2 separate regions of the Homo sapiens genome follow, and region 1 is linked to region 2. Evidence: read pairs that join two places in POLR2A ChIA-PET (ENCODE). Cell type or tissue: Panc1. All regions are shown on one strand. Links, peaks and the distances in the headings refer to the core of each region. The heading gives the core; the rest is flanking DNA. Region 1 overlaps KPNA7 (karyopherin subunit alpha 7). Region 2 overlaps SMURF1 (SMAD specific E3 ubiquitin protein ligase 1).

The links. ChIA-PET counts read pairs that join two places held together with the same protein. Peaks named below come from ENCODE experiments on the same cell type or tissue, not always from the same donor. Only the 100,000 strongest peaks of a DNase experiment are listed, where the experiment ranks them.
Region 1: POLR2A ChIA-PET joins it to region 2 with 5 read pairs; 4 of 35 experiments call an interaction of 5 or more read pairs at or near these places.

Annotation. Positions count from the first base shown.
Region 1 is chr7:99,182,746-99,199,083 of GRCh38, reverse strand. It overlaps KPNA7 (karyopherin subunit alpha 7), which reads left to right. Exons shown (of 11, transcript NM_001145715.3): 4 at 2,918-3,000; 5 at 3,746-4,014; 6 at 5,983-6,065; 7 at 10,521-10,784; 8 at 13,922-14,155. Among named protein-coding and RNA genes, the nearest start is that of KPNA7, 17 kb to the left of the region's middle. RefSeq lists a silencer at 8,084-8,378. In Panc1, for the core only: no CTCF peak of the experiment used is centred there; no DNase peak of the experiment used is centred there; H3K27ac peaks cover 370 bases.
Region 2 is chr7:99,103,428-99,119,765 of GRCh38, reverse strand. The region is part of intron 1 of SMURF1 (SMAD specific E3 ubiquitin protein ligase 1); the gene reads left to right. Among named protein-coding and RNA genes, the nearest start is that of SMURF1, 33 kb to the left of the region's middle. RefSeq lists enhancers at 7,776-7,845, 10,397-10,899, 16,045-16,338. In Panc1, for the core only: no CTCF peak of the experiment used is centred there; no DNase peak of the experiment used is centred there; H3K4me3 peaks cover 579 bases; H3K27ac peaks cover 4,418 bases.

The sequences.
Region 1 (16,338 bases), core at 3,879-11,878, 81 kb before region 2:
TTTTTTTTTTTTTTTTTTCAGTTTGCAGCATATAACTCTTGGATTTCTTTCAATAAATTTATTACTAAGCATTTTATTCTTTTTATGTTGTAAATTAAATTGCTTTATTTTGATTTTTGATCACTGCTAGCATGTAAAGATACAATTAATTTTTGTATATCAATTCTGCAACCTAGCTGAATTTTATTAGCTCTAGGCTTTTGGTGTAAATTCCTTAGGATTTTCTACATATAAGATTAAGTCACTTGCAAATAGTTTTATTTCTTCCTTTCCAATCTGGGTGCACTTTATTTGTTGCCTAATTAATGCATCTAGAACTTCCAATGCCATGTTGGATAAAAGTGAAAAGAGCAATATCCTTGTCTTATTCCTGATCTTGGGGGAAATCTTTTAGACTTTCACCATTAAGTATGAGGCTACCTCTGAGTTTTTTGTAGATGCCTTTATCAGAATGAAGAAGTTTCCTTTTATTCCAGTTTGTTGAGTGTTTTTTTTTATTATGGAAGTATGTTGAATTTCATTAAATGTTTTTTCTGCATTGAGATGATCATGTGGGTTCCCCCCCCTTTATTAATACGGGGTACTATGTTGATTTTTTTTCACATGTTAAACCACTCCTGAATTCCTGAGTTAAATCCTAATTCATCATGATGACCAATATGTTGACCATATGTTTCATACGTTTAGGCATTTGGTTTCCTCCTATTTTGTTGAATTTTTGCATCAGTAGTTATAAGGGATATTAGCTTATACTTTTCTTGTAATATCCTTGGTTTGGTATCAGAGTAATACTAGCCTCTAAGAATGAGTGAGAATTTTTTTTTGTAAAGTTGGTAAAGTTTTTTTGTTGTTGTTTTTTTTGAGATGGAGTTTTACTCTTATCACCCAGGCTGGAGTGCAATGCTGCAATCTTGGCTCACTGCACCTCAGCTTTTTGGCCTTGATGCTTTCTGATAAGAAATCAGCTGTTAATCTTATTGAGGCTTTGTACATGAATTGCTTCTCTTTTGCTGGTTTCAATGTTTTTGATTCTGTAGTTTTGGCTTTCAACAGTTAGATTATAATATGTCTGGATCTTGGGATTTATTCCGTTTGGAGCTCATTGAACTTTTCAGATGTGTAGACTAATTATTCTATTGGATTTGGGAATTTCTTTGGCCATTATCTCTTTAAATATACTTTCTGCCTCTTTCCCTCTTCTCCTTCCTATTCTGCATTTGTTGGTATCCTTGATGATGTCCCACAGATCTCTAAAGATCTGTCAATTTTCATCTTCAGTCTCTCTTGTGTGTGTTATCTTCCTCAGACTGGATAATTCCAATTAACCTATCTTCAGCTTCACTGCTGCTTTATTATGTCTGCTTAAATCTGCTGTTAAGCCCCTTTAGTGAATTTTTGTTTCAGTTATTGTATTCTCCAATTCCAGAATTTGTATCTGGCTCCTTCCAATAACTGATATCTGTTCACTGATATTCTCTATTTAGTGTGACAGCATTGTTGCACTTTAGTTCTTTAGTCATGGTTTAGTTCTTTGACTATATTTAAAATCTTTGTCTAGTTCAACATCTGGTCTCCTCAGGGACTATTGCTATTGATTGCTTTTTTCACATATATATGTATATGTGTGTGTCACACTTTCTTTGCTTGTCTCACAATCTTTGTTGAAAACTAGTCATTTAAAATAGTGTGACAACTCTAGAAATCAGATTTTCCATTGCCCCAGGGTTTGCTGTTGTTGCTGGGTGTGCTCGTTTAGTAGTTTGAGCTAATTATCTAAAATCTGTATTTTTTTGTGATGTGTGGCTGCTGCAGTGTCTGCTTGGTTTGCTCAGTGGTCAACTAATAATTAGAGACTTATTTTAACACTTCGAACCACGAAGAAAAGAACACTCAATTTTTGCCAAGAAGCTCTGTGTTGGGGGCATGCGTTCACCACTCAGCCAGGCAGTTGACAATTCTGACGTAAGCCTTCACTTCCTGTTTGCACAGAGCTTCAAAGTCAGTGAGAGGGAAGAGCTGAGGGTCTTAGTTTTGTTGTTGTTGTTGTTGTTGTTGTTGTTGTTTTTAAGCATATGCATAGCCCTATACATGACATTCCCTTTCAAGTTTTTTTGTTAGCCTGTTGTTTATCCCAACTCTTATTCAACCTCTCAGGTAGCTGTGAAGTTAAACAACTTCCTCTGTTTTCAATGAACATTCTTAGGGAAAAGCCTTTTCATACTGACTAAGCTCTGAGTCAAAATAGTCTGTAAGTGGGATCTTTCAGGGAATGACCAGACAGATCAAATAATAATTTTCTGGGAATGAGGCTCCAAAGGAGGACCTACCTATTTTGCCTCTTCTGGTGGTTGGGAGGCTGTTGGTTTTTCACAATGATTGTGGACTGTTGGTTTTCAGGGTTACCATGGAGCTGAGGGTGGGTGGGAATAGGGCAAGTCAAAATGCCACAAAGCTCTCATGCTACTTACTGAGATTCAGCTGTCTTTCTTGGATAAACACTTCCTGGCTTGAATAAAACAATTGGCCGCAAGCCTTTGGTCAATTTCTACAGTGCTGAAAAAGTTGATTCTATTTTTGTCAGTTTTCTCTTTGCCTATGTGGAGGAGAGAATTTTTTGGATGTCCTTAGTCTGCCATTTTGTTTTGTATCCACTAGCACATTCTTACTGCACGGGATAAAAATGTTCTTGGGATCCAACTAATGATAGGAATTACTTCTCCCCTAAGCATGGGAAGGAACACACAGATCTGTGAGATCTGTGGACTATATTCTCCCCTCCCCAAATATAGAACAGCATGCAAGATGGGACATCCTGTTCAAGCCAGGCTGTTTTAATCAGATGGATGATGGCTAGAGTAGGTGATGTTTACAGCTCATTTTGGCAGACAGTCTGACCTGAATGTGTCTCTTCTTGCAGGTCAGCCTCACTCTGGGTGAAATAATCAAAGGTGTGAATAGCTCAGATCCAGTCCTATGTTTCCAGGCCACCCAGACAGCCAGGTATCTCCAAACAGACTTCTGCTGTTGCAGGTTCATAGTTAGCAATGAGCGTCAGTGATGGCTGGAGCGCCGGTGGCCTATTTGGTTTCTTGGCATTGGCAACATGCCCGTAAAACACAGGAAAAGGCTAGCCCATCTAAAAGACGAAATTGCTATTCTACACTGTCCTTGAGGGCAATTTAAAAGCTTCGATGTGTTGTCAGAGATGAATTGCTTAATTTACATTGGCCTCTACAGAAATTTCATCTTGTAGATAACACCTTAAAGGGGAAAATGTTGATTTAATACCGAAAAATGCTATCGGTTGAACACTAGGATCTTAAGTAGCTCCGGCCCAGCTATGTGGCTTATGTATAAAAGGAGGTTCTTTTTTTCTCTTTTGAGATGGAGTCTCACTCTGTCACCCAGGCTGGAGTGCAATGGTATGATCTTAGCTCACTGCAACCTCCGCCTACTGGGTTCAAGTGATTCTCCTGCCTCAAGCCTCCAGAGAAGCTGAGATTACAGGTGTGCACCACCACACCCAGCTAATTTTTATATTCTTAGTAGAGATGGGACGGGGTTTCACCATGTTGGCCAGGCTGGTCTCGAACTCCTGACCTTGCGACCTCAAGTGATCTGCCCGCCTTGGTCTCCCAAAGTGCTGAGATTACAGGTGTGAGCCACCGCACCTGGCCTAAAAGGAGGTCCTTAATACCTCTCTCACTTGACCTCCCCCTCCCCTGCCCTCTCTTTCATTGCATAGGAAAATGCTATCCCAGGAAAAGAACCCCCCTCTGAAACTGGTCATTGAAGCGGGCCTCATTCCCAGGATGGTGGAGTTCCTGAAGTCATCACTTTACCCCTGCTTGCAGTTTGAGGCTGCCTGGGCCCTGACCAACATCGCTTCAGGGACTTCGGAGCAGACTCGTGCCGTGGTAGAAGGGGGAGCCATCCAGCCCTTGATTGAGCTCCTGTCTTCCTCCAACGTGGCTGTGTGTGAACAGGCAGTGTGGGCTCTTGGTAATATAGCCGGTGAGACTCTCCCCTTAGTGGGCTAAGAAAACGGGGCCAGGTGTGTGGGATACTATAAGGTTTCTTTGGGTGGTGGGGTATACTCGATGTCCCAGAACACTTTGCCATGTAAATACCTAGAAGTGCTGGCAAGGGTACAATGAGCTGTTTCCAAACTCAAAGCCAGGCCAGGCACGGTGGCTCACGTCTGTAATCCCAGCATGTTGGGAGGCCAAGGCGGACGGATCACTTGAGGTCAGGAGTTCAAGACCAGCCTGGCCAACATGGTGAAACCCCGTCTCTACTAAATATACAAAAATTAGCCAGGCATGGTGGTGCATGCCCTGTAGTCCCAGCTACTCGGGAGGCTGAGGCAGGAGAATCGCTTGAACCTGGGAGGAGGAAGTTGCAGTGAACCAAGATAACGCCACTGTACTCCAGTGTGGGCAACAGAGGGAGATTCTGTCTCAAAACACCAAAAGCCCTCAAATCCAAGTTTAGAGGCCAAATATTGAAGCTGAAACAGGATGATACAGTGTATACTGAAGCCACAGGCTAACTAGAGACATCTGCCAACACTAAGGTCCTACAGCCTCAGGGCTTCGTGGCTTCAAGAACAAGTCTTTGGCTTATGCAGTGTGGGAGTTTATGATAGACCCTTACATAACTCGGGACCCCAGAAGGACTCTGCCTTCAGTGGAAGTTGCTAAGGGAACGTGCCAAAAACAAAAACAAAACAACAACAACAAAAAAAAACTCCTTGGTTTGGGCTAACAAGCCTTCCCTGAAAGTGGAATCCTCAGACTACCTTTCTGAATGTGGCAATCGATGCTCTTTCCTGCATGGTCTAGTGAATTAGTGCTGTAGGGTCGGAAGCCCCCAGATTCTTGGCTGACATCAATCCAGTGACTTTCTAGGGAAAACTCAATTAGGTCCCTCAGGATTTTGACAAATTAAGATCAGCCGACTATTAGCATTTTCAAGTTCAGAGAAGCAATAACTCCCGTGACTGAGTCAGCAGAAACAGTATGATTAGACCTCCAAGGACTCCACATATTGGAATTAGCAAACAGAATATAAAATAACTGCTAAAAGAAAACAAAAGCTTGCAGAGGCTTGGCGTAGTGACTCATGCCTTTAATCTCAGCACTTTAGGAGGCAGAGGTGGGAGGATGGCTTGAGCCCAGGAGTTTGAGACCAGCCTGGGCAATGTAGTGAGAACTTATCTCTACAAAAAATAAAAATATTCACCAGGCATAGTGGTGTATGCCTATAGTCCCAGCTACTCAGGAGGCTACGGTGGGACAATTGCTTGAGTTCTGGAGGTCGAGGCTGCAGTGAGCTATGATTGCACCACTGCACTCCAGCCAGGGCAATAGAGTGAGATCCTGTATCCCCCTCCCCCGCCAAAAAAAAAAAATAAAAGGCTGCAGGAGGAAAAAGTGCCTATTAGAGAAGTTGTCTCTCATTTTGCTTGGTGCAGTAAAGTAGGCAAGACTGGATGGTACAATGTGATGACTTGCCTTTGATGGTTGACAAATACAAATAGACTTCTAGGGTCTAAAATTGTTATCCTAGCTAAGGTAGCTGATGGCTGGTCACCAGCACCTGCAGATCCCCAGACTTTGTTCTGAGTTGCATTGGAAGTTACTGCCCTGTGCCAAGGTCTTCTGGGAAGACAACTTGGTCTGGACCAGCCTTCGTCTTCCTGAGAACCATGCTGTGAGATGCCAACAGCCCACCTTGGCTGAGTTGGCTGGCTCTGCTTCTAGCAGTTGCTGCTGTGTGATGCCTGCCTGTTACATCAGGACTGTCCACCCACCAGCCATGCCAGACTTCCAGAATTTAGTACGTGGCTCTACTACCTACTTGCTAAACCCGGGAATGAGTTTTTGTCTCTTGCCCTTTGCACACTCTTAAAAAATTAGTCACCCACTTCAGGATTGTCTTTGTTCTCTCTCTAAATGTCACATTCTGCTCTATTTGTAGGTGATGGCCCAGAGTTCAGAGATAACGTCATCACAAGCAATGCCATCCCACATCTCCTAGCCTTGATTTCACCCACCCTGCCGGTAAGTGTCTTTTTCTTTCTCTTTTTTTTTTTTTAAATTAAAATTTTAAAATAATCTTAATAGAGATGGAGCCTCACCATTCTGCCCAGGCTGGTCTTGAACTCCTGGCTTCAAGCAATCCTCCTACCTCTCAAAGTTCTGGGATTATGGACGTGAGCCACAGTACCAGGCCAAGTGGATGTCTTTAAATGAGAGAGAACCTCGTTAGGTAACAAATTCTAATGTTGGGAAATTGGGACATACTTCCAAATCCAATGCTAGATCATGTGGCTGCTGCCTGGCCTCTTAGAACCTCATAAACAAGGCTCAAGACTGGGCATGGTGGCTCATGTCTGTGATTCCAGTGCTTGCTAGGCCAAGACAGAAGGATCACTTGACACCAAGAGTTCAAAACCAGCCTGGGCAACATAGTGAGACCATGCTTCTAAAAATAAAAAAATTAGCTGAGCATGGTAGCGTACACCTGTAGTCTCAGCTACTCAGGAGGCTGAGGTGGAAGGATTGCTTGAGCCCAGGAGAGGGAGGCTGCAGAGAGCCAAGATCACACCACTGCACTCCAGCCTGGGTGACAGGTTGAGACTCTGTCTCTAAATAAACTAATAATAGCAAGGCTTAGGACTGAGTATCATTTTAGGTAAAGATTGACTCAGCTCTGTCTTTAGGGGCCAGTAGCACTGATCCTTCTCTTTGCGGCATTGGAAGAGGCCTACAAGCTTGCCATCTTGCAAAATAGATGACTGAAATCTCCATTCTAGGGTCACAGTTTAGCATATATGCCTGGTGTTCCATTATTGGAACACTAAGCCTGTGGGAGTTATTTATATCCTACTGCTCATGGTCATTACCAAGGTCTGATTTTTCACACAAAAAAATTTGCAACCTCTGGCATAAATGGGTTAATGTCTCACCAGTTCTGTTCATGGGGAACAGGCTCTTCTTTTGAGGCTTAGAGTCAAGGTTGGTTGATTTGTGGTTATTGATTGAAGAGGACTTCTGGTTTAGGAACTGGGTTCTCGATTTGCCTCAAACAAAAATGAAGAGCAGCCAGAGGACTATGTTCAAAACCTTCATCTGGGAACCGTGGCTCACACCTGTAATCCCAACAATTTGGGAAGCTGAGGCGGGTGGATCACCTGAGGTCAGGAGTTTGAGACCAGCCTGACTAATATGGCGAAATCCTATCTCTACTAAAAATACAGAAACTAGCCAGGCATGGTGGCACGTTCCTGTAGTCCCAGCTACTTGGGAGGCTGAGGCAGGAGAATTGATTGAACCTGGGAGGCGAAGGTTGCAGTGAGCCAAGGTTGCGCCACTGTGCCCCAGCCTGGGCAACAGAGCAAGACTCTGTCTCAAAACTCTTCAAGATGGGAGAAAAATCTGACATGGTTGAACCAATAAAAGACTAGCCATGACCGAGAGAGTTTAAGTAGAGAACACTTAAGATGGCAAGCAGGAAAAGGGCTTAGACATCTTCCTGCTAGCAGCAGGGAGGCTTTGGAGGATTTTGAGGCAAGGGAGTAGAGTGGTCTGATCTTTCAGAAAGGCCCTTCTGGTTGCCTGCCGTAGAATTATATAGCAGAGAGAGGCCGGATGCGGTAGCACTTTGGGAGGCCGAGGTGGGCAGATCACGAGGTCAAGAGATCAAGACCATCCTGGCCAACACGGTGAAACCCCGTCTCCTAAAATTACAAAAATTAGCTGGGTGTGGTGGCACGCACCTGTACTCCCAGCTACTCAGGAGGCTGAGGCAGGAGAATCTCTTGAACCTGGGAGGTGGAGGTTGCAGTGAGCCGAGATTGTGCCACTGTACTCCAGCCTGGTGACAGAGCAAGACTCCATCTCAAAAAAAAAAAAAAAATTGTATAGCAGAGGGAGATGGTGAAGCAGGTGGGTCTGGGACATAGCCATTCTAGACGTGAAAGGGAGACAGCAAGAAGCCAGGATGCCCCTAGGTTTCAGGTTAGATTGTTCAGATGATTGTCTTCCTAGAGAAAGGGGAAAAGTGCAGGAAAAAAAGAAATTGGAGCTTGTGTTGCAGGCATGAAGTTGAGGCGAGTTGGAGACACCATTGCAGCAGAGTCGGATTGACAGATGTACCTTGCTAGGTGACATATGTGTATATGTCACCCAGCCAGGCAAGGTCAGCTGGGGCCAGGGGTCACAAACATGACCTGGCTGGCCGCTTGCTTTGTAAATAGTTTTATCAAGCTGGGCATGGTGGCACGTGTCTGTAGTCCCAGCTACTTGGGAAGGCAAGGCGAGAGGATCGCTTGAGTTTGAGGCTGCAGTGAGCTGTGATTGCACCACTGCACTCCAGCCTGGGTGATGGAGTGAGACCCTGTCTCCCCCCAAAAAAAAAAAAAAAGTTTTACTGGCATGCAGCCACACTCATTTACATACTGTCTGGTCTACAAGGACAGTTGTTGTTGCCACAGAAGCCACAGGCTAAAAATGTTTAAGATCTGGCCCTTTACCGAAAAAGTTTTCAACCCCTGACCTAGAGTGTGAGGAGAGCCTGAGACCCAGTCCTGTGGGCTCTAAGGTTCTAAATTCAGGCAGAGCCTGCCAAAAAGACTAAGTAGAAACAGCTAATTTGGCCATAGAAAACCAGGTTTGGTGTCACAGTTGCCAAGAAGAGCTCTTTCTTTTTTTTCTGCTTTTTTTTCTGCTTTTTTTTTTTTTTGAGACAGAGTCTTGCTCTGTCACCAGGCTGGAGTGCAGTGGTGCAATCTCAGCTCACTGCAACCTCCGCCTCCTGGGTTCAAGCGATTCTTCTGCTTCAGCCTCCCGAGTAGCTGGGATTACAGGCACATGCCACCCCGCCTGGCTAATTTTTGTGTTTTTAGTAGAGACGGGGTTTCACCATCTTGGCCAGGCTGGTCTTGAACCCCTGACCTCATGATCCACCTGCCTCGGCCTCCCAAAGTGTTGGGGTTACAGGTGTGAGCCACCACGCCCAGCCGAGAGCTCCTTCAAAAAGAAAGGGCTGACTACTAACCACAGCTGAGAGGGACAGTAACTTTAGGACCAAGAAGCAGCTGCTGTGTTTGGTGACTTGGAAGGAGCTGATTCCCATCCCTAACCCCAAAGAAGGGTTAGAAACATGACTAGAATGGCCTGAAGAACAACTGGAGGCCAGGCGCTTATGTCTGTAATCCCAGCATTTTGGGAGGCCGAGGCAGGAGGATCCCTTGAGCCCAGGAGTTTGAGACCAGCCTGGGCAACATAGCAAGACTTTCCTCTACAAAAAGCATGTCTAGCCACAGCTACTCAGGAGGCAGAAGTAGGAGGATCACTTGGGCCTGGGAGGTTGAGGCTGTAGTGAGCTATGATCACGGCACTGCACTGCAGCCTGGGCAACAGAGTGAGACCCTGTCTCAACAAACAAACAAAAAACCCCAACAATTGGGAATCTGGGAGGTAGACAGTGAATATAGATGCCTCTCTGAGGGTAGACTCTGAAAGACAGAAGTGTGATGATGGCTGAAAGGGGCAGAAGGGGAGGGGCTGACAGTCCCAGGGTATGTTTCCTTACTGGTGGGAGTGATTTGGGGGCAGGGATGATTCTGGGCGGAATCTTTAAAGGCAAAAAGTAAGGGCCAGGTGTGGTGACTCAGGCCTGTCATCACTTTGGGAGGTGGAGGTAGGCAGATCACTTGAGCCCAGGAGTTGAAGTCCAGACTGGGCAACATAGCAAGACCCCTGTCTCTACTAAAACTAAAACTAATAATAAAAGGCCAAAAGGGATGGGATCCAGAGGCAGAGTAGGAAGACTGATTCTCAATTAGAAGATTAGAAATCTGGGGATGACATGCCAGTAGTGTTTTAGACCAGTGGGAAGACCAAGTAACTCCTGCTTGATCTTGTTGTCAGTGAAAAATGAAATTAGGTCATCAATCAAATGGGAAAGGACATTTTGAAAGACAAAGGAAACCTCCATCTAACATTGGAATGTGAAATACGAACCTCGTTCTGTGTCCCTAATACACATCACTGCCTAGAACACATTTCTATTTGAAGTTCAAAAGCTCTCGTTCAGTCGGGCACAATGGCTCACCCCTGTAATCCCAGCACGTTGGGAGGCTGAGGCCGGCAGATCACTTGAGGCCAGGAGTTCAAGACCAGTCTGGGCAACATGGTGAAACCCCATCTCTACTAAAAATACAAAAATTAGCTGGGCGTGTGTGGTGGCGGGCACCTGTAATCCCAGCTACTCAGGAGGCTGAGGGAGGAGAATCACTTGAATCCAGGAGGCAGAGGTTGCAGTGAGCCAAGATTGCATCACTGCACTCCAGCCTGGGTGACAGAGCAAGGCTGTCTGAAAATAATAAATAAAATTTTAAAAAGCTCTGGTTCATGCTGATCTATGGTATTGATTGGAAATGGTAAGAACACACTGCTGTTTGCATTTTCTCTCCTTTGCACCCAATGCTGGAGGCAGTCTCCTTGTTACAGATCACATTTCTGCGGAACATCACGTGGACCTTGTCGAATCTGTGCCGAAACAAGAACCCATACCCTTGCGACACTGCGGTGAAGCAGATACTGCCGGCCCTCCTTCACCTCCTGCAGCACCAGGACAGTGAGGTTCTCTCGGATGCCTGCTGGGCACTGTCCTACCTCACCGACGGCTCCAACAAGCGCATCGGCCAAGTGGTTAACACGGGGGTCCTGCCCAGGCTGGTAGTGCTCATGACCAGCTCAGAACTCAATGTCTTGGTAAATGCAATCCTGGGCCCTGTGGATTCGAGTCCTCGGGTCATAGTCACTTTAGCAGGTTCTGGGGCAAGGTTTGTCATCTGCATTTCCCTGGTCTTTGCTTTTTTTTTTTTTTTTTTTTTTTTGAGACAGAGTCTTGCTCTGTCACCCAGGCTGGAATGCAGTGGCACAATCTCAGCTCATTGCAACCTCTGCCTCCCAGGTTCAAGCGATTCTCCTATCTCAGCCTCCTGGGTAGCTGGGATTATAGATGCCAACGACCACGCCCGGCTCATTTTGTATTTTTAGTAGGGACAGGGTTTTACCATGTTGGCCAGGCTAGTCTCGAACTCCTGACCTCAGGTGATCCTCCTGCCTCGGCCTCCCAAACGACTGGGATTAGAGGTGTGAGCCACTGTGCCTGCCCATCTTTGCTACTCTGTGGCCAAAAGCTTGAATCTATTTTGATGTCAAATCCTAGTGGGTTTTTTTTTTTTTTTTTTTTTTTTTTTTTTTTTTTTAAAAAAAAAGGCCGGGCACGGTGGCTCACAGCTGTAAAAATACAAAAATACAAAAATTTATTTGTAAAACACCAAAGAATTAACTGAGTGTGATGGCGCACAGCTGTAATTCCAGCTACTCGGGAGGCTGAGGCAGGAGAATTCCTTGAACCCAGGAGGTGGAGGTTGCAGTGAGCTGAGATCGTGCCACTGCTCTCCAGCCTGGGTGACAGTGACATTCCATCTCAAAAAAAAAAAAAAAAAATTAGCTGGGTGTGGTGGTGCATACCTGTAGTCTCAGCTACTGGGGAGGCAGAGTTGGGAGAATTTATTGAGCCCAGAAGTTTGAGGATGCAGTGAGCTGTGATGGCACACTGTACTCCAGCCAGAGTGACAGTGAGACTGGGGATTAAAAAAAAAAACAACCCATTATCCTCTCCCCAGTTTGTTCTCTTAGACTAGCTCAGATATAGGCAGAAAGCAAGTAAAACCATTACTAATTGCTTTTCTAGGTTATTATTTTTTTTGTGTGTGAGACGGAGTCTCTCTGTCATCCAGGCTGGAGTGCAGTGGTACAATCTTGGCTCACTGCAACCTCCACCTCCCGACTTCAAGCAATTCTCTTGCCTCAGCCTCCTGAGTAGCTGGGATCACAGGCACCCACTACCATCACGCCCAGCTAATTTTTGTATTTTTAGTAGAGACAGGGTTTCACCAGGTTGGCCAGGCTGGTCCTGAACTCTTGACCTCAGGTGATCTGCCCACCTCAGCCTCCCAAAGTGCTGGGGTTACAGGCATGAGCCACTATGCCCTGCCGCTTTGCTATGTTATTAAACATGTCACCTACATCATATACTGCTTTGAAATGTGGGTGCATTATATTGAAGATGTCTCTATGCTGCCTGCTCTTTATTTTCTTAATATTTTACCTAATATTGCATATTCTGCAGCCTTAGTGATCATCTATTTTGAGATTAGCATAGGACTTCTCAGATGTTGAGTTGGTTTCGGGATAGTGCTAGGGGCATGGAGAGTATGAGATAAGACAAGCCATTTTTGTTGTTGTTGTTGTTGTTTTTTGACAAAGTCTCACTCTGTTGCCAAGGCCGGAGTGTGGTGATACAATCTTGGCTCCCTGCAACCTCTGTCTCCTGGGTTCAAGAAATTTTCCTGCCTCAGCCTCCCAAGTAGCTGGGACTACAGGTGTGCACCACCACACCCAGCTAATTTTTGTATTTTTAGTAGAGACGGTGTTTCCCCATGTTGGCCAGGCTGGTCTCAAACTCCTGGACTCAAGTGATCCATCCGCCTCGGCCTCCCAAAGTGGAGAAGTAAATTCTCTAAGAAGTTGCTTACCCCCGGGTTCTGGGGCCTATTTGGAGCTGCCCTGGTAAGGCCATGACTGGCCTGAAGTACACTTCTACCTCTCACTTTGGTATCAGGTAAGTAGCCTAATAGGCTAGGAAAATTCTAGAACTGTTGCTGGGCTTTACTGGGGCTGCCACTACAGTACAGAGAAATCTGAATAAAGCCATAGTCAGCTATTGTAGGAGAGTTGTTGTTTTGAGCCCAATCGTAGACCTGTCCTGGGGATCTTCTGAGCCATTATGAAGGGCTTCCCAATCACACCAGGAAATGGCATTGAGATCTCATTATCTCCAATTAAATATGCAACACGCTTGACACTGATAAATACTAATTCAGTCATTATACGATAAAGAGTATAGTCACTGGGCGCAGTAGCTCATGCCTATAATCCCAGCACTTTGGGAGGCCGAGGTAGGCAGATCACTTGAGGTCAGGAGTTCAAGACAAGCCTGGGCAACATGGTGAAACCTTGTCTCTACAAAAGATACAAAAATTAGCCAGGCATGGTGGTGCACACCTGTAATCCCAGCTTCTCAGGAGGCTGAGGCAGGAGAATTGCTTGAACCCAGGAGGCAGAGGTTGCAGTGACAACCAAAATCGTACCACTATACTCCAGTCTGGGTGACAGCAAGACCTTGTCTCAAAAAACAAACAAACAAACAAAACACTATCGTCAATTTAGCATTTGATGATGAAACTGAAAGCATATGAAAAGTCCAACAGCATTTCTCGATAAAGGTATTTCTTGGGTATTTCTGTCCCACTTGAGCCAAACAAGTGGGAAGCCAGAAAGTTCCTTTAAGTCACCTTTAAACATCCATGGGCCAGGCACAGTGGCTCATGATTGTAATCCCAGCACTTTGGAAAGCCAAGGCAGGATCACTTGAGACCAGCCTGGACAACATAGCAAGACCCCCGTCTCTACAAAAAACTTAAAAATTAGCCGGGCATGGTGGCACATCCGTATAGTCCCAGATACTTGGGAGGCTGGGGGAGGAGGATCACTTGAGCCCAAGAGTTGAAGGCTGCAGTGAGCTATGATCATGCCACTGCATTCCAGCCTGGGTAACAGTAAAGACCCTGTCTCTTTATAAATAAATAAATAAAAAATAAATTAAAAGGCCATGGATGAATTGAATAATGATCACAGATACAATTCCTGTTCACAGGCTGTCAGACAACCATCGGCTATAGCATGACAATGTTTGGGAGAGAACAGAACTTGGTGTGATTGTTGCCTTCTCCTGGGATAGACTTGAAATACTTAGACTTCTAGCCTTGCTCTTCCAGACTCCTTCTCTCCGCACCGTGGGGAACATTGTCACGGGCACAGATGAGCAGACGCAGATGGCCATTGATGCGGGTATGCTGAACGTGCTCCCCCAGCTCCTGCAACACAACAAGCCCTCCATCCAGAAGGAGGCAGCCTGGGCCCTGAGCAACGTAGCAGCGGGGCCTTGTCACCACATCCAGCAGCTGCTTGCCTACGACGTCTTGCCTCCCTTGGTGGCTCTGCTAAAAAACGTAAGTGGCGCACACAGCAACCATGGCAAAGGACTACTTTCCAATAGCCCTGGGTTGAACTCCTTCAGGAATCCAGACACAGGTGCAGAAGCAAATTGAGATCACAGCAGAGCTCTGAAACCTCAGAGTCCTAGCTTTGCCTGAAAAAAAGGAAGGGGGCGTTCCATTCTGAAGAACCCATTAAAGATTTGGAAGACGGAACAAGCATTATTCAATGACAAGGTGACCCCATGGCTCAAACATCCAGAAAGCTCTTGAGCTAGTAAATATTGGCTTATGTCTAAGCGGTGGTGAAAGAATGTGCCATCTATTCTCTCCCTACCAAAAGAGGGTGGAGCTTTTATTTTTAGGAGGAAAAACATATCATGCTATGGTGATATCATACACTGAAGGAAAGCAAAGTTAAATTGATTAAAGTGGTAATGTCAACAAAATTCAAATCTAAACATAGAAAAACAACAAAGCAGGCTGAGTGCAGTGGCTCACGACTGTAATTCCGACGTTTTGGGAGGCCCAGTCAGGTGGATAGATTGAGTTCAGGCGTTTGAGACCAGCCTGGGCAATGTGGCGAAACTCTTTCTCTACAAAAAATATACGTATACAAAAATTAGCCAGGCTTGGTGGCATATGCCTGTAGTCCCAGCATCTTGGGAGGCTAAGGTAGGAGGATCAATTGAGCCCGGGAGGTCAAGGCTGCTGTGAGCTAAGATCACACCACTGCACTGTAGCCTCTGTGACACAGTGAGACCCTGTCTCAAAAAAAAAAAAAAAAAAGGTTGTGGGCAGGCACAGTGGCTTATGTCCGTAATCCCAGCACTTTGGGAGGCCAAGGCAAGTGGATCACCTGAGATCAGGGGTTCGATACCAGCCTGGCCAACATGGTGAAACCCCATCTCTACTAAAAACACAAAAAATTAGCCAGGTGTGGTGGTGGGTGCCTGTAATCCCAGCTACTTGGGAGGCCTAAGACAGGAGAATCACTTGAACCTGGGAGGGTGGAGGTTGCAGTGAGCCACGATCATGCCACTATACTCCAGCCTGGGCAGCAAGAGTAAAACTGTCGCAAAAAAACAAAAACAAAAAAACATTATTTCTCCTGATTTGTACTCCCCTTTTGCAGGAGCAATGACTATCCTTGGCATTTTTCTTTTTGCCACCTTTAAAGGAATTAGCTATGTTTAAACCATCTATAGTCAGGAGTGGTTACCTTGGGCTGGGGGTGGGGAGGCAGGTGGAGTCTCATGGGGTTGAGGAGAAGCTACTGGCGGTGTTCCTGTTCTCAGGCTGGGTAGTGAGTTCCCAGGATGCACCAGGTATGACAAGCTAGGCAAGAGAGAAAGACCAGGTGTGTTGCCCAAATTATAGCATCTTCCAATCTGTTCAGTACTTGTGGTCCTGCACGCCTCTGTAAATCTGTACATATTCTAGTGAGAAACATCTAGTTATGAATCAAAGGACATTTATATTTCAAGTGGTATCTTTTGAACTATAACTTGCTTGGAGCCATAAGTTATTTGTTTTGTTTTGTTTTTTATGCTGAGGTCAGTTTTCCCCAACCATAAAATGGGAATAAATCCTACCCAGGAATAGAAGAATAGAAGATAAATTCCTCCTGTATCTCTGGCCAAGTGCATTTTATAAATGCAAAGGTTTATTGAGCAATTATTATTATTATTGGAGATGGAGTCTCGCTCTGTCACCCAGACTGGAGTGCAGTGGGACAATTTTGGCTCACTGCAACCTCTGCCTCCTGAGTTCAAGTGATTCTCCTTCCTCAGCCTCCTAACTGGGATTACAGGCACACGCCTCCACACCCGGCTAATTTTTTGTATTTTAATAGAGACAGGGTTTCACCATGTTGCCCAGGCTAGTCTCTAACACCTGAGCTCAGGCAATCTGCCTGCCTCAGCCTCCCAAAGTGCTGGGATTGCAGGTGTGAGCCACCGTGCCCGACCTGAACGATATTTCAATGGTCTTTCTCTGTCACCTCTGGGCTGGCTTGGTCCCTTAGGTTGTATCTGTGTACCCAGGCTTACAGCTTCTTGGCCAAAGCTTTACTAGATCAGAAAGACTAGAAATGCAGACATAGGCCACTGTCATCTAAAACCCCAAGCATAACTCCTAGTCTGTGTAGATTACCTGAATTGGTTAATGTCCGTTTCATTTTTTCCCTGTGGCCTGAT
Region 2 (16,338 bases), core at 5,453-13,452:
TTCAATATAGAGAACCCCCTTACCTGTCAGTGCCCAAAGGCCCCCAACTGGGGAGATCTGAAGTGAGAGGAGGAAGCTGCCCAGGTTTTCCTGTCCCTGGAGAGCCATGGGTCCTGAGGATTGGAGCTTATCATTGAGCAGGCTGTTGTCACATACACAGCCTTCCAGCTTCTATTATGATGCATTGTACTGTTTATATAATCTTGTATTTGGGAAATGCCTAATTATATTTTTTAAAATTACTCCAATATCTGTCACTGTTAGATAAACACTTCTAGAATCTCATTCCCAGTGTTTTCTTTCTCCTGGCATGGGTCAACAACCTTCCTGTGAGCATATTTTCATTATATAATGGCCCCTTTATTTACATATTTACTCTTTCTAAAAGGTTAATTTCTTTGTGGGGAGGGAAGGTGATATATACACAGTGTAATATTTAAACTGTACAAGATGGCTTATTTGGAAAGGAAATCTCTTCACGCCTGGCCTTTGCCTTCAAGTTCTCTTCCCCAGAGGCAATCCACTGGTAACAATTCCTTGTATATTTTAGCAAAGATACGCTAGATAAAAATACTTGTACATATATTCTTTCTCTACCTCCCCATCCCCCTTTAAGAAGAAGCACACTATACACTGTTCTTTACTTTGCTTTTTTCCTCAATATATCCTGGAGATCAGGAATTCAAGACCAGGCTGGGCAAAATAGCGAGACCCTGTCTCTAAAAAAAAAAAAAAAAAAAAAAAAAAAAAAAAAAAAAAAAATTGGCATGTTAGCTTCTCAGGAGGCTGAGATGGGACGATCGCTTGAGCCCAGAAGGTTGAGGCTGCAGTGAGCTGTCATTGCATCACGTACTGCAGCCTGGGTACAGGGCAAGACCCTGTCTAAAAATAACAATGCAGAAATAAATAGGAACTATCTTAGAGATCCTCCCATATCAGTATAATATAGAGCTGTCTTTAAAAAAAAGTTGAGGTAAAATTCTTGCAACATAAAATTTACGTGTATAATTAAGTGGCTCTTAGTACATTCCCAGTGTTGTACAACCATCACCACTATCTAACTCTAGAACATTTTCATCACCCCCAAAAGAAACCCAATACTCATTTAGCAGTCACTTTCTGTTCCCCCAACCCTAGGCTTTACAACTACTAATCTGCTTCTGTCCCTATGAATTTGCCTGTTCTACATGTTTCATGAAAATGAAATCATATGTATGTGGCCTTTTGTGTTGGTTTCTTTCACTTGGCATAACGTTTTCAAGGTTCAATCCTGTCGTAACTTGTATCAATACTTCATTCCTTTTTCTTGCTAAGTAATATTTGATTGCATGGATAGACCACATTCTTTTAATTGATTGACATTTGGATTGTTTCTGCTTCTTGGCTATTGGGAATCATGCTGCTATGAACATTTGTGGGCAAGTTTTTGTGTGAACATATGCATATGTTTTTATTCTTGGATATGTACCTAAGAATGGAAATGCTGGGTCATATGGAATTCTGTATTTAAATTTTGAGGGACTGCCAAACCGTTTTCCAGTCACTGCATCATTTTACCATCCCATCAGTGGTGTTCAAGGGTTTCAGTTTCTCCACATCCTAGTTTACACTTGTTATTTTCCATCATCGTTTTGTTTTTTGCTGTTTAGTTATTATTACAGGCATCCTAAAGGGTAGGAAGTAGTATCTTATTGTGGTTTTGATTTGCATTTCCCTAATGACTAATGAGGATGAGCGTATTTTCATGTGCTTATTGGCTACTTGTATATCTTCCTTAGAGAAATGTCCACTATTTATCCATTATTTGTATATCTTCCTTAGAGAAATGTCCAATAATTTTTGTATTTTTAGTAGAGACAGGTTTCAGCATGTTGGTCAGGCTGGTCTTGAACTCCTGACCTCAGGTGGTCCGCCTGCCTTGGCCTCCCAAAGTGCTGGGATTACAGGCGTGAGCCACCACGCTCAGCATATATATTCTTGATATTAGACTCATCAGATATATGATTTCCAAATATTTTCTCCCATTTTATGGGTTATCTTTTTACTTTCTTAACAGTGTTCTTTGCTGCATAAAAGTTTTAAATGATGGAGTTCTTTATTTTTAAATTTTGTTGTGGCCGGGTGCAGTGGCTCACGCCTGTAATCCCAGCACTTTGGGAGGCCGAGGTGGGTGGATCACCTGAGGTCAGGAGTTTGAGACCAGCCTGGCCAACATGGTGAAACCCCGTCTCTACTAAAAATACAAAAAAATTAGCCAAGTGTGGTGGTGGGCGCCTGTAATCCCAGCTACTCTGGAGGCTGAGACAGGAGAATCGCTTGAACCCAGGAGGCGGAGGTTGCAGTGAGCTGAGATCATGCTATCGTACTGAAGCCTGGGCGACAGAGTGAGACTCTGTCTCAAAAACAAAAACAAAACCAAAAAAAGCGTTGTTTGTGCTTTTGGTATCATATTGAAGAAATCATTACCTAATCCAAAGTCATAACTAATTTACCTCTATGTTTTATTCTAAGAGTTTTAGTATTTTAGCTCTTAAATTTAGATCTTTGTTCTATTCTGAATTAATCTTTATATATAGTGTGACATAGGGGGGTCCAGATTTATCCTTTTGCTAGTGGATATCCAGTTGTTCCTGCACCATTTGTTGAAAAGACTGTTGAAAAAGACTTTTCCCCCATTGAATGGTATTGGCACCCTCTTGAAAAAAAAAATTGACTGTAAATATATGGCTTTATTTCTGGACTCTCAATTGTATCCTGTTGATCTATAATGTCTCTCCTTATGCCAGTACCACACTGTTTTGATTACTATTGCTTTGTAGTAAGTTTTAAAATAGGAAGTGTGAGTCCCCCAGCTTTGTTCTTTTTCCAGATCGTTTTTGCTATTTGGGCTCCCCTGTAGTTTTATATGAATTTTAGGATGAGCATATCCATTTCTATAAAAAAGGCACTTGGGGCTTTGATAGAAATTGCTTTGAATCTGTAGGTTAATTTTAGGAATATTGTCATCTAATATTATGTCTTCATATTATTAAGTCTGTGAACACAGGATGTCTAAGTCTTCAGTTTCTTTCAATAATGTAATTTTCAGTGTATGAGTCTTGTATTTTTTTGGTTAAGTTTATTTCTAAGTATTTTATTCTCTTTGATGCTAATGTAGATGGAATTCTCTTCTGAATTTCATTTTTGGATTGTCATTGCTGGTATATTGAAATACAGCTGATTTTAGTATGTTGATCTTGTATTTTGCAGTTCTGCAGAGCTTATTCATTAGCACTAACAGCTTTTGTGTGGATTCTTTAGGGTTTTCTATATATAAGATTATGTCATTTTTCAATAGAGATAGTTTTACTTCTTCCATTCCAATCCAGATACCTTATTTGGCAATTGCAGTCTAGTCTTGTTCCTGTTATTAGTGGGGAAGCCATTTGGTCTTTCACCAGTAAATATGATGTTAAGCAGTGGGTTTTTCATAGATGTCCCTTATCTAGTTGAGGGAGTTTCTATTCCAAGGATGTTGATATTTTTATCATGAATGTTGGAATCTGTCAAAAAAAATGTTCTGCATCAATTTGGATGATATTGTGGTTTTCCCCCTTTATTCGATTAACATGGCATATTACATTGATTGATTTTTGTATGTTGAACCCTTGCATTCCTGGGATAAATCCCTTGATCATGGTGTATAATCCTTTTAATATGCTCTATGTTAAATTTGTGCATATTTCGTTGAGGATTATTTGCATCTGTACTCATAAAGGATATTGGTCTGTAACATCTTTGTCTGACTTTGGTATCTGGGTGATACTGGCCTCACAGAATGAGTTAGGAAATGGCTCCTCTTCTTTTATTTTTGGAAGAATTTATGAAGGGGTTTTGTTAATTTAAAAAAAAAAATGTTTATGGTAAAGCTCACCAGTGAAGCCATCTGGTCTTAGAGTTTTTCTTTTTGGAAGTTCTTTTGGTTATTGAATTAATCTGTTTGTTATAGGTCTATTCATTTTGCTCTTTCTTCTTGAGTCTTTAAAAAATTTTTAATTTTTGTGTTGAGTCAGTTTTTGTAGTATGCATATTTCTAAGAATTTGTCCATTTCATCTGGGTTACCTAATTTGTTGGCATACAATTATTCATAGTATTTTTTTTTAAGTTGAGTAGTAGTGTCCCTAGTTTCTCTTTCTCTCTCTTTCTTTCAAGACAGGGTCTCACTCTGTCAGTGGTATGATCTCAGCTCACTGCAGCTTCAGCCACCCAGGCTCAAGTGATCCCCGCACCTCAGCCTCCCAAGTAGCTGGGATTACAGGTGTGTGTCACCACACCCAGCTAATTTTTGTCTTTTTTGTAGAGACAGGGTTTCACTGTGTTGTCAGGCTAGTCTCAAAACTCCTGAGCTCAGGTGATCCACTCGCTTCAGCCTCGCAAAGTGCTGGGATTACAGACATGAGCCACTGCACTGGCCCGTGTCCCCACTTTCATTTTTTTATTTCTAGTGATTGAAATCTTCTCTCCTTTTTCCTTGGTCAGTCTATCTAAAGATTTGTTAGTTTTATTGATCTTTTCAAAGAACCAACTTTTGATTTTCTTAATTCTCTGTATTGCTGCTTTATTCTCTATTTCACTTATCTGTGCTCTAATCTTTAATATTTCCTTTCTTCTGCTTGCTTTGGGTTGAATTTGCTGTTCTTTTTCTAATTCCTTGAGATGGAAGTTTAGGTTATTGATTTCAGGTCTTCCTATTTCAATATATGCATTTATAGCTATGAATTTTGTTCTCTTCACTGCTTTTGTTATATGCCACACATTTTGATATGTTGTATTTTCATTCTCATTCTTCTCAAAGTATTTTCTAATTTCTCTTGTCATTTTTTTCTTGACCTATTGATTAACAGTGTATAAGTTCACATTTTTGTAAATTCCAAATTTTCTTCTGTTATTGATTTCTAATTTTATTCCAGTATGGATGCAGAAGATACTGTGTATTACTTCATTCTTTTAAAATTTATTAAGACTTGTTTTGTGGCCTAATATGTATCCTAAAGAATGTTCCACATGTGCTTGAGAAGAATACACTTTCTGCTACTGTTGGGTAAACTGTCCTGTATATGTCCGTTAGGTATAGTTGCTTTATAGTATTTTTTAAGTCTTCTGTTTTCTTGTTGATCTTCTGTTTAGTTGTTCTGTTGTTATTGAAAATGGAGTATTGCTGTCTCCAACAATTATTGTAGAGCTATTTCTCCCTCAATTTTGTTAGTTTTTTTCCTCATATATTTGGGGCTCTATTGTTAGGTTCATATATGCTTATAATTGTTGTATCTTCTTGATGGTTTGACTCTTTTATCATTATATAAGGTTTTTCTTTGTCCCTTATAACAATTTTTGTCTTAAAGTCTGTTTTATCCGATATTAATATAGCCACTGCAGTTGGTTACTGTTTGCATGGGTTATCCTTTTCTATCCTTCTATTTTCAACCTATTTGTGTAATTGGATCTAAAAGTAATCTCCTGTTTATGTTAAGTAAATATTTTCTAGTGTATTATTTTAATTCCCTTTAGTACAAATTTAAATAGTATTTTCTTAGTGGTTGCCCCGTGGTTTACAATTAACATCTTAATTTATAACAATCTAGTTTAACTTAATACCAACTTAGTTTCAATGATATATAAAAACTTTGCTCTTATATAGTTCTGTCCACCACTTTATCTTGTTATTGTCACAGATTATATCTTTATACATTATGTGCTCATCAGTGTGTATTTGTAATAATTTTTATGCAGCCATCTGTTAAATCATATTTTAAAAAGAAGAGTTACAAGCCAAAAATAACATTACTATTCCTTTTTTAAATTTGCCTATATATTTTCCTTTATTAGTGTTCTTTATTTCTCAGGTTACTGTCTAATGTTCTTTTTTTTTTTTTTTTTTTTTTTTTTTTAGACGGAGTCTCACTTTGTCACCCAGGCTGGAGTGCAGTGGCATGATCTCGGCTCACTGCAAGCTCCGCCTCCCGGGTTCACGCCATTCTCCTGCCTCAGCCTCCTAAGTAGCTGGGACCACAGGCCCCGCCACCACACCCAGCTACTGTTTTGTATTTTTAGTAGTGACAGGGTTTCACCGTGTTAGCCAGGATGATCTCGATCTCCTGACCTTGTGATCTGCCCGCCTTGGACTCCCAAAGTGCTGGGATTACAGGTGTGAGCCACCGCTCCCAGCCGTCTAATGTTCTTTTGTTTCAGCTTGAAAGACTCCCCTCAGCATTTCTTGTAGAGCAGGTTTACTATCTACAAACTTTCTTGGTTTTTAGCTTTGTAATGTCTTCATTTCTCCTTTGTATTTGAAGGATAGTTCTGGCACATATAGAATTTTTGGTTGACAATGCTTTTCTTTTAGTAATTTGAATATATAATTCCATTGCCTTTGGCTCTATGGTTTCTGATGCGATGTCAGATGTGACTTTTATTGAGGATGCCTTCTACATGATTAGTTGTTTCTCTCTTGCTGTTTTCAGGATTCTCTCTTTGTCTTTGTCATATAACAATTTGATTATAATGTGTTCCTGTGTGTATCCCTTTGAATTTATCTTACTTAAAAGTTTGTTTAGCTTCTTGAATGTGTAGATTCATGTTTTTCATCAAGTTTGGGACACTTGCAGTCATTATTTTTAAAAATAATTTTCCTGCTCCTTTCTCTTCTCTCATTCTGGGATTCCTATTATGCTTATGTTATGCCAGATGGTATTCCACAGACTTCTTAGACTCTCTTTATTTAAAAAAAATTTTTTTTTATTTCTGTTCATCAAGCCAGAAAACCTCAAGTTACCTATTCTCAGGTTTATCTATTCTCATGACTTCATTTTTTACCTGTTCAAATCTGCTGTTGAGCCTCTCGTGAATTTTTAATTTACATTATTGTACTTTTCAAACCCAGAATTTTTATTTGATTGCTTTTTTATAATTTTTGTCACTTTGTTGATATTCTGTATTTGTTGAGACACTGTTCTCATGGTTTCCATTAGTTCTTTAGACCTGGCTTTTGTTTTTGTTTTTAGCTCTTCAAGCATATTTAGGACCATTGATTTAAATAGTCTTTGTCTAGTAAGTCCAGTGACTAGGCTTCCTCAGGGGCAATTTCTGTTAATTTCTTTTTTCTGGGTATAGGCCATAGTTTTTTGTTTATGTCTTGTAATTTTTTTGTTCCAAACTGGATTTTTTGTATATTATAATGTGGTAACTTAGGAAATGAGATGCTCCCCCTCCCTGTGGATTGTTGCTGCTTGTTATAGCTATGCCTTGTTCATTTAGGACTTTTCTGAACTAATTTTGTGAAGTCTGTATCCTTTGTCATGTGTGGCCACAGAGGCCTCTCTTCCACTAGCTTAGTGGTCAGCTGATGAATCACTAGAGATTTATTTACACGTCTGGAATGACAACAACAACAACAGAAACCCCCCAGTCTTTGCAGATGGGCTGTGTGTATGTTGTGAGGCACGCCTTCAAGGTGCAGCCAGGCATTTTACAACTCTGTCTTAGTTTTTACTTCCTGTTTGCAAAGATCCTGAAAGTCAGCCAGAGGTAGGAGCTTAGGGCCCTCTTAGGTCTTTTCTGAGCATGCACCCAGTTGTGGCATGCATGTGACTTTCTTGATTCACAAAAATATGTAGGAGCTCTTCAAATGAAGCCCATATTCCCTAAAGTATCTCATTCCTTAGCCTTTCCTCCCAAGTGTTTACATTAGTCCATTGTTTGTCTCTTGCCCCAGGTAATAGCAATGAGTACATTAAATGTTTTCAACAAATGCATGCCCCTACACCCCACCTCTCCTCCCCTGTAGACCTCTACCACTCCCACACTTCTACCCTTGATATCTACCTTAGCCCTGGGAGAGTTCTGAGTTAGGCAAAAGACAGGCATATCCTTTGAGCCAGTTCTTCAGGGAGCCACTAGACAGGTCAAATCAGTCAACCACAATTCTTTGAGAATAAGATATGTTCTGCTCCCTGTGGTACTAGGTACCTGTACTGGAATGTTAGCTGTTGCCTTCAAGGCTGCTGCTGAACTGGGGAGTGGATGGGACCAGGGTAAATTAAAATTCCATGACTCTCTCTTAGCTGTTTATTTTGTATTAGGTGTTCCCTTGCTTGTAGTAAGCTTTTGATTATTTCCCAGTGTTCTGAAACAGTTGATTCTGGCAGTTTTTGCCAGTTATTCATTGTTTTTAATAGAGTGACAGACTTGGTGTTCTCTACTGTCTTAGTCCATTGTCTGGTGCCATAACAGAATACCATAGACTGGGTAATTTATAAAGAAAATAAATTTATTTAAAATTAATTTAAATTGAAATTTGCTAAATAGCTCTTCATAGAGATTATTTTAGTTTATATGCCTACCAGCAATGTCTGAGAGTGGCTGTTTCTCTATACCATCATCAACACTACTTAGTATCAAATTTCTTGATCTTCACAAATTGATGGATACATGCCATCTCTTTTTGGTTTATTGGTTTTTCTCTTATGATTTTGGATAAACATCTTTTTAGGTGTCATTCGTATTTGGTTTTCCACTGAACTGCCTTTTTGTATCATTGACCTTTATTCCATTATTCTTGGCCTTTAAAATTTATTTATTAGTTATTACCACTACCTCTTGACTAGGGTAATATATTGAACTGGTTCAAAAATCAAAGTGCTATAAAAAGGAGTACTCAGTAAGTCTTGCACCTGCAGTTGGTAGCTATTTTATTAGTTTCTTATTGATCCTTCCATGGTTCTCAACATGCAAATACAAGCAAATGCTAAAATACTTGTTAACTCCCTTTTTACACAAAAGGCGGCACCCTATGTCTACCACTTGTGTATTGTTTTTGTCATGTACTATTTTCCTGGGGACCGCTCTCATCCTTTTTCATGGCTGTGTATTTACCAGAATTTACTCAGTCAGTACTGTGTTGCTGGATCACTTCGGCTTTTTCCAGGCCTTTGTTCCTCAGTGATGTGCTAAGTAGCCCCATGCATGTCATTTCTTTACATGTGCCAGTTTGTCTATGGACGACATTGCCAGAGTAAGATTGCTGAGTTAAACGGCACATGCATTTAAAAAGATATGATAGATATGGCTGGACTTCCCTACGTAGGTGTTGTAACATTTTGCATTTGTTCCAGTCTGTTTCTGCATCATCTTTTCAATAGATTGTCAAACTTGGATTTTTGCCAGTCTGATAGGTGAGAGATGGCATCTTATTGTAGGTTTAATCTGCATCTCTCTTGAGTGAGGTTGAGGGTCCTTTCATATATTCACGGGCTGTTTATGTTTATTTCCTGTGAGCTAGCTCTTGATATCTAGTTCCCTGATTCTTCCCCAAGAAAAATTCCATAAATATTTTCACAGGATTGTGTTAAATTCCTAGATTAATTTGGAAAGAACTGATTTTATGTTGCATCTTTTTATCCAAGAACTTGTTATGTTTCTCCATTTGTTCAACCCTTCATATATAAAACTTTCTTCATATGGTTTTATTTCTAAAGTTTATTTCTAGGAATTTTATCTTTTTTCACTGTTGCTTTAAATGAGATCTTTACCACATCTGTGAACTAAGATTGCCTGTAGATACAAAGGTTGTTGTTTTCAGTATTCTAATTGTGTTCCCAGTTATCTTACTGAATTATTCTTATTCTTTATAATAGTTTTTCAGTATATTTTCCTGATAATCATATCAATGAACAATGTTTCAGGACCTCATTTTTTATTTCTAGCTCTTTTTCTTATTCTGTTGAGTCATTAGTGCATCCCAACACTCTTCTACAGTACAAAGGAGTCTGTGTACTATGTACTATGTGTTGCTGGTTTGAGGGATGTCCTTGTTTGCTCTTGGCTTTGATGGAAATGTGTCTTAATGTTTGTCCATGAAGCGAGATATTAGCTTTTGAATTGAAATATGTATATTTTATCATGTGGAGAAAACATTTATATCTTTTTCTTGTATTAAGTTTAAAAAAATCATACTTGGATGTCGAATTTTATCAAATGCTTTTTCGTTATCTTTGGTGACTCACTCAGAGTCCAGTCAGAAAAACAAACTACTCCAGGCATTTCAGATGGAAGAGATTGAATATGAGGATTGGGTTATATACGAGTTCAAAGGCTGACAAAATACAAAGGAAATGGGGTACTAGGATAGTGCAGACACTGTCACTTCCAGGGCTGGGGAAAAATAAGAGATGGTGTTACCACAGTTTTGGAGCTTGGTGCAGGGCTCCTGTGGGGCTGGTCTCCAGGCCTCCGAGAGAGGCACTGCAGAACTGCTGTACAGATGTTTGAGGGTGTGGGTGCAGCTCAGTGAGTGTTTGAACCCCTAGGGAGGGTTTGTGACCTGGTGGGTGCCAAGTCAACTGAGAGGGCTCCCATCTGGTCAGCGTTTGGGAGCCAGCCAGTGAGGGAGTGAACACAGTATAGCCTGAGGACAACCTGGGGCTAAGCCCTGCGGCTTGCCGGTGTCTGTGAGGGGGTGTGGCGAGGCTGGCACTAAGAGTGACAACGGAAGATGGGGGCTGGAACCACCATCTGCTGCTGCTGGTGGCATACTGACAGAAATAGGAAACTAGGAAGGAAGTCCCTTTTTCTCTCCTGTCATCTTCCATCCTCTCTCTAGGACTTCCTGTTGGCAGAAGTTAACAGGGAGTCAGTCAACAGGGGTCTGGAAAACCTAGGTAAGTTGGTGAAACTCTAGCCCCAGCGTTATAGAGAGAGTATAGCAGAGTAGGCTTGGAGAGGAAAGAACGTGGGTAAATAACTGCACATCAGGAATCATGCTATTCCCTTAACATGTCACTTCTGGGTGTACAGAATGACTTTCAACACGATGCATTAGCTTAATATCATATTAGGAAAACTCAACCTCTTCCAAATTTCCGGTCACGCCACAAATTTGTTACTCTTGTCAATACTGAATTCCATTCTGTTATGCTCAGAAGGTTACTAAGAGCCTTCTTACTAAACTTCTTCCTTGATTTAAAGTGTGCATATTACTTTAGGCTTGCAGCTGTGTGTCTAGTGATGGAATTGAAGAAATGGCTCTGGAAAATGCTCTGCTCATCTAATGGGCAATGCTCCTGTGTCCTTTTCTTTTTTTCTTTCTTTCTTTCTTTTTTTTTTTTTTTTTTTTTTTTGAGACAGAGTTTCTCTCTATTGCCCAGGCTGGAGTGCAGTGGTGCGATCTTGGCTCACTGCAACCTTCACCTCCTGGGTTCAAGCGATCCTCCTGCCTCAGCCTCCCCAGTAGCTAGGATTACAGGCATGCACCACCACGCTCGGTTAATTTTTTTGTATTTTTAGTAGAGACGGGGTTTCACCATATTTGCCAGGCTGGTCTTGAACCCCTGACCTTAGGTAATCTGCCCGCCTCGGCCTCCCAAAGTGCTGGGATTACAAGCGTGAGCCACCATGCCTGGCTGAGAATTGCTTGAACCCAGGTGGCGGAGGTTGCAGTGAGCCAAGATCGCGCCACTGCACTCCAGCCTGGGCGACAGAGCGAGACTCCGTATCAAAACAAAATTGCAAGTCTTTAGTGCAAGGGCGTAACAGGGAATGCCTGGTATGGACCAGTTGTTAAGGCTCTGCACAGCAACAATGGCCAAGTGTTCTTTATGTTGTGAGTAGGTTGTGAATTTCATTACAGTGTGATGAGGTTTGTTCTGTTCGTGGTTTTTGCATACTTTCAAGGGATTTTCTTAAACTTGTGAGTTCAGAGATGTCTGTTATAAATGAGATTTTAAGAAGAATGACTTTTGAAAGGGTTCTCACATAGGCAAATTAGGTCAGCAACTTCACTTTCCATGCTTTTCACACGTTTGGGATACTTGTCACCTAGTTTCTGGGTCAGGTGTGTATATATGCCAACAGGCTGGCTGTTTAGGTGAACAATAAGATGTCTCCATATGCTGGTGGTGTTACTAATGGTCAAAAGATCGATCACGTGTGAGGTTGCATTAAGAGCAACTTCTTTTCTCCGGGAATGCCACTTAATACCACCCTGGGACTGGCTCCGAGAAGCCTGGGAGGAGCTTAATATTTCTTGCTTCCTGTAACTGTATGCTGTTTAGTGCAGGGTAACCCTGCAAATAGGACAGAAAGATCGTTTGCAGTGAGAATGGCTGGAGGTTGACGCTCAACTTTCTCTGTGTTCAAGAATGGTTGTTTCCCATTTGTCAGTTGTGTTAGGTCCGAGCGATTTCTAGGAGCTCCTCATGAGTCTGGATCTTAAGGAATCAATGAAGCCCAATCAGAAATATCTTAATGTCAGTGTCTTTTTTGTTCGTTTGTTTTTGGTGACAATTACAAAAATTTTATTATCTTTTAAAATTTTTGTGGGTACATAGTAGGTGTATATATTTATGAGGTACATGAGATGTTTTGATACAGGCAGGCAATGTGAAATAAGCACATTGTGGAGAATGGAGTATCCATCCCCTGAAGCATTTATCCTTTGAGTTACAAATAATCCACTTATATTCTTTAAGTTATTTTGAAATATACAAAGTTTTCCAGAAAAGAATGCTTTCTATAAGAGGCTCCCCATGGTGAGGGTCCTTTGTAGTGGCAGAAGAATTAATGAGGGTAGATTTCAATTTCACACCCTTGCTACAGAGGTGATGGGAACTCTCTACGTCTGCTATGCAGGTGCTAAGGGCAGTGAGTCATCTTTGTTCAATCTTGTTCCTTCTGGTGACACATGAATGTACTTTTACCAAAAACATCACAGAATCTACGATGTGTTATTTCCATCTGGTTAATAATTATAACTACCTTTGGATTTCTTCCTACATCTTTCCACACTTACTTGGGGAAAATGCAAAAGGAATATTTCATCTTCACCGCAGTAGTGCCTGTGATTAATGCAGTCATGAGCTGCTAACGAAACAAGCAAAGAGCTGCTTAGCTTTGATTCAATCCTTAAATCACTTGGGAAAAACCAACTGAAGGGGGAAAAAAAGAGGTCGGAGAAGGCACTGGAATTCTCTTTTCTGTTTTTTCAAGAGACAAGGTCTCGCTATATTGCCCAGGCTGGATTTGAACTCCCAGGCTCAAGCGATCCTGCCTCTGCCTCCTGAGCGGTTGGGATTACAGGCATACACCACTGCTCCCGGCAACAATGGAATTGTTAAAGACAGAGGCTGGCCACCTGTCTGACTTGCTTGCAGTTAGCACCCACACTGCTTATGAAAGTACTAGCGAGTTTCAGGCCTTTTCCTTGTAGTTCATGTGACCTTGTGTTCCCAGTATTTACCAAATATTTTAAATAGTTTCCCAAAAAATTTCCTCCTTCATTTCACACAGTGTGCACATTCAGACCATAAAAGGACCTACTGGAATAAATGCTGAAATTTCACAAACCACAGTGTATCTTAATGATAGGTTTTTAGATATAGGTTTACAGGGGGGCTTATAGTAGTTTCATGATAGGGTGAATTTTTCTCAATCTTTGATATTTTCCAGTTTGCCTCCTTGGGGTTGCATTTTGGCAGAGAAGGCTTTAACACCCCAATGTTCTTAACTTCAGTAGTTGTTGATTGAACAACTACTTTTGGCAATAACCTTTTTCTGTACTATAGAGGATATCAAATAAAAAGGGAGAATTGACCAGATGTAGTCCCTGCTTTGTAGAATTTTACATTGGGAAGGGAAAGATGGAATGGTGAAGAGAATCACAGAAGTATGGAGAGAGGCAGATTGATTCCAGCTGGAGGGATTTGAGGAAGGTTTGTGTAGGATGTGGCATGTGAACTTGGCCTGGCATGATTGGTTGGAAATAGGCAAAGGGATGACGGATTGGGAGGGCATTTTAAGTAATGCAAATAGATTGAGCAAAGGCTTGGAAGTAGAATAGCACTTGGCAAAATGTGTTGGGAGAAGGGGAATGATAGTCACTCTGTGGACTGGAATTGTAGTCTTAGTGGGATAGGCGATATAGAGAGTCTTCATCCAACTGTGTGATAAATATCCTCTGGCCGTTTAGGCCCCTCTGTGACACACACAGCCAAAATTTAATATATGAGTAGAATGCAAAAATCTGTCATTATAAGAGAAAAATCAAGAAACAGTATATATGGTGGTAAAGAACATAGATTTGAAGCTAGATTGCCTGGGTTCAAATCTTTAATAGCTGTGTTATCTTGGGCAAAGCTACTCAGTCTCTCTGATGCCTCAGTTTTCTCACCTATAACATGGGATAAGACTAGTCCCTATGATAGATTAATTTCAAGAATTAGATTAGAAGATTAACATGAAAAGGGTTTACAACAGTACCTGGCATATAGTATAGAGTAGTGTGTAATTGTTAGTAATTAGTAGTAGTGGTTGTTGTTTTAGTGTTTGTGTTTGGGTATAATGTGTAATTGATTTTTTTTCCTTCGAGAAAGATTAGCCTTTCTGTAGCTTATGTATTCTATATAATTTTGCATTAGTGAAAGTATAGCATCTCAAGCTCGTAAGTGCATGAAGACTCTCACAGTGGAATTTTCGTTGTGATAAAAATGTCTTTCTTTCAGAGAGAATTTGCGCTTTGCATTGTAGCTGTCTAGTTTCACTGGCTGCTTCTTGGGATGTGGCAGATTGTGAAGGTTGGTTGTGTAGCTTATTCACGTGCATGTGCATGTGTACACCTGTGTGTGTATCACAGGTTCTTGTTGAGTCCATTTTGAAATTAATGGGATATATATAGAAGAGAATGATTATCTTTTCTATCAGAAGGGTGTTTTGGTTACAGGCAACAGAAACTGACTTTGGCTCATTTAGGCTTAAGAAAATTAATTGGAAGGCTGCTAGGAGCGCCTAGAAGAGCCAGTGGCTGGGCACCAAACTTGGGAAAAAGCAAGAAGCAAGGTAGCTTGGGTGACCAGGAAACCAGCATCCTGGTCATAGGCAAACAGCCTGGTCTGCGTGAAGCCCCTATTGCTGTCATTGCCACTGTAATGTGGGATCCCCAGCTTCCAATCATTCCTACTCTCCTCATATAACTGCTTGTTGTATAATAGCAGAAAATTGGAAGCAGTTTAAATGCCTAGCACTAGGGATCTTAATACATTATGGAACAGCCATGTATCGGAATAATTGCAGCCCTTAAACATTTTATGTGAGAATATCTAATGACATGGAAACCGTTCACACATTCTATTAAGTGACAGTGGCAGGTAGCAAAACCGTATGGGCAGGATAATTACATTAAAAATCCGATCAAGTAGGTATTACTACTATTCCTATTTTACAGATGATGCATAGAGATTTTGACTCTTGCCCAAGATCACGTGGGTTAGTAAGTGGAAGAGGGGGGTTTCAACCTGGGAGTGAGGCTCCAGAACCAGGCACTTAGCCATTTCACTGTCCTTTCCCTGATAAAGACAGAAAGGCTCTAGAGGAAAAAGTAGTAATAGCAGTTATAGCTGGGTAGTGAGATCATGGATACTTTTATTACTATTTATTTCTTCTGATTTCTATGAGCATATGTTACCTCTATAGTGACCAAAATGATTCTTAAGTTATTGTAAAAATATAACGTTTTAGAATACTTTTCTTCCAGTTGAAAAGTTATGTGTCCCGGCGGGGCACCATGGTTCATGCCCATAATCGCAGCACTTTGGGAGGCCGAGGCAGGCGGATCACTTGAGGTCAGGAGTTCTAGACCAGCCTGGCCAACATTGTGAAACCCCATCTCTACTAAAAATACAAAAATTACCCAGGCGTGGTGACGCACGCATGTAATCCCTTGGGAGGCTGAGGCACGAGAATTGCTTGAACCCGGGAGGCAGAGGCTGCAGTGAGCTGAGATCGCACCACTGCATTCTAGCCTGGGTGACAGACTGAGACTCCATCTCAAAAAAAAAAAAAAAAAAGTTGTGGCCCGGAGATATCCATCACAAATTGCTTTTCATATATGACAAGAAAATTTCAAAAATTGTCTCCATCAATATATGAATTTTCTCTTTGAAGTTTTGTGTCCTACTGTGTGTGTTTATTGTAGACAGGACAAGCAATTTCCATCATTGAAACCAGAAAACATCTTTGGAATTTTAAACTCAGTGTTGCTGTATTTTGGGGATTACATAAAAGCATTGATAAAATAAGTTGTGCTTTAAATGGAAGATTTAAATCTGTGAAGCTTTTTAAGATTGTGTTTGTCACGTCTTGGCACACATTTCTTGTTTGTAGAGTCTGGTTATGAAAAGACTCTGGTTTCCATATGTATATTTAAAATACTCTGAGTCATGGATTCAAATGAGTAATTGACATAATATGTCCATCAGATTCCTGCTTTGTCATACCGTCACATAAGGGGAGTACATTTATTTTAGTAATTG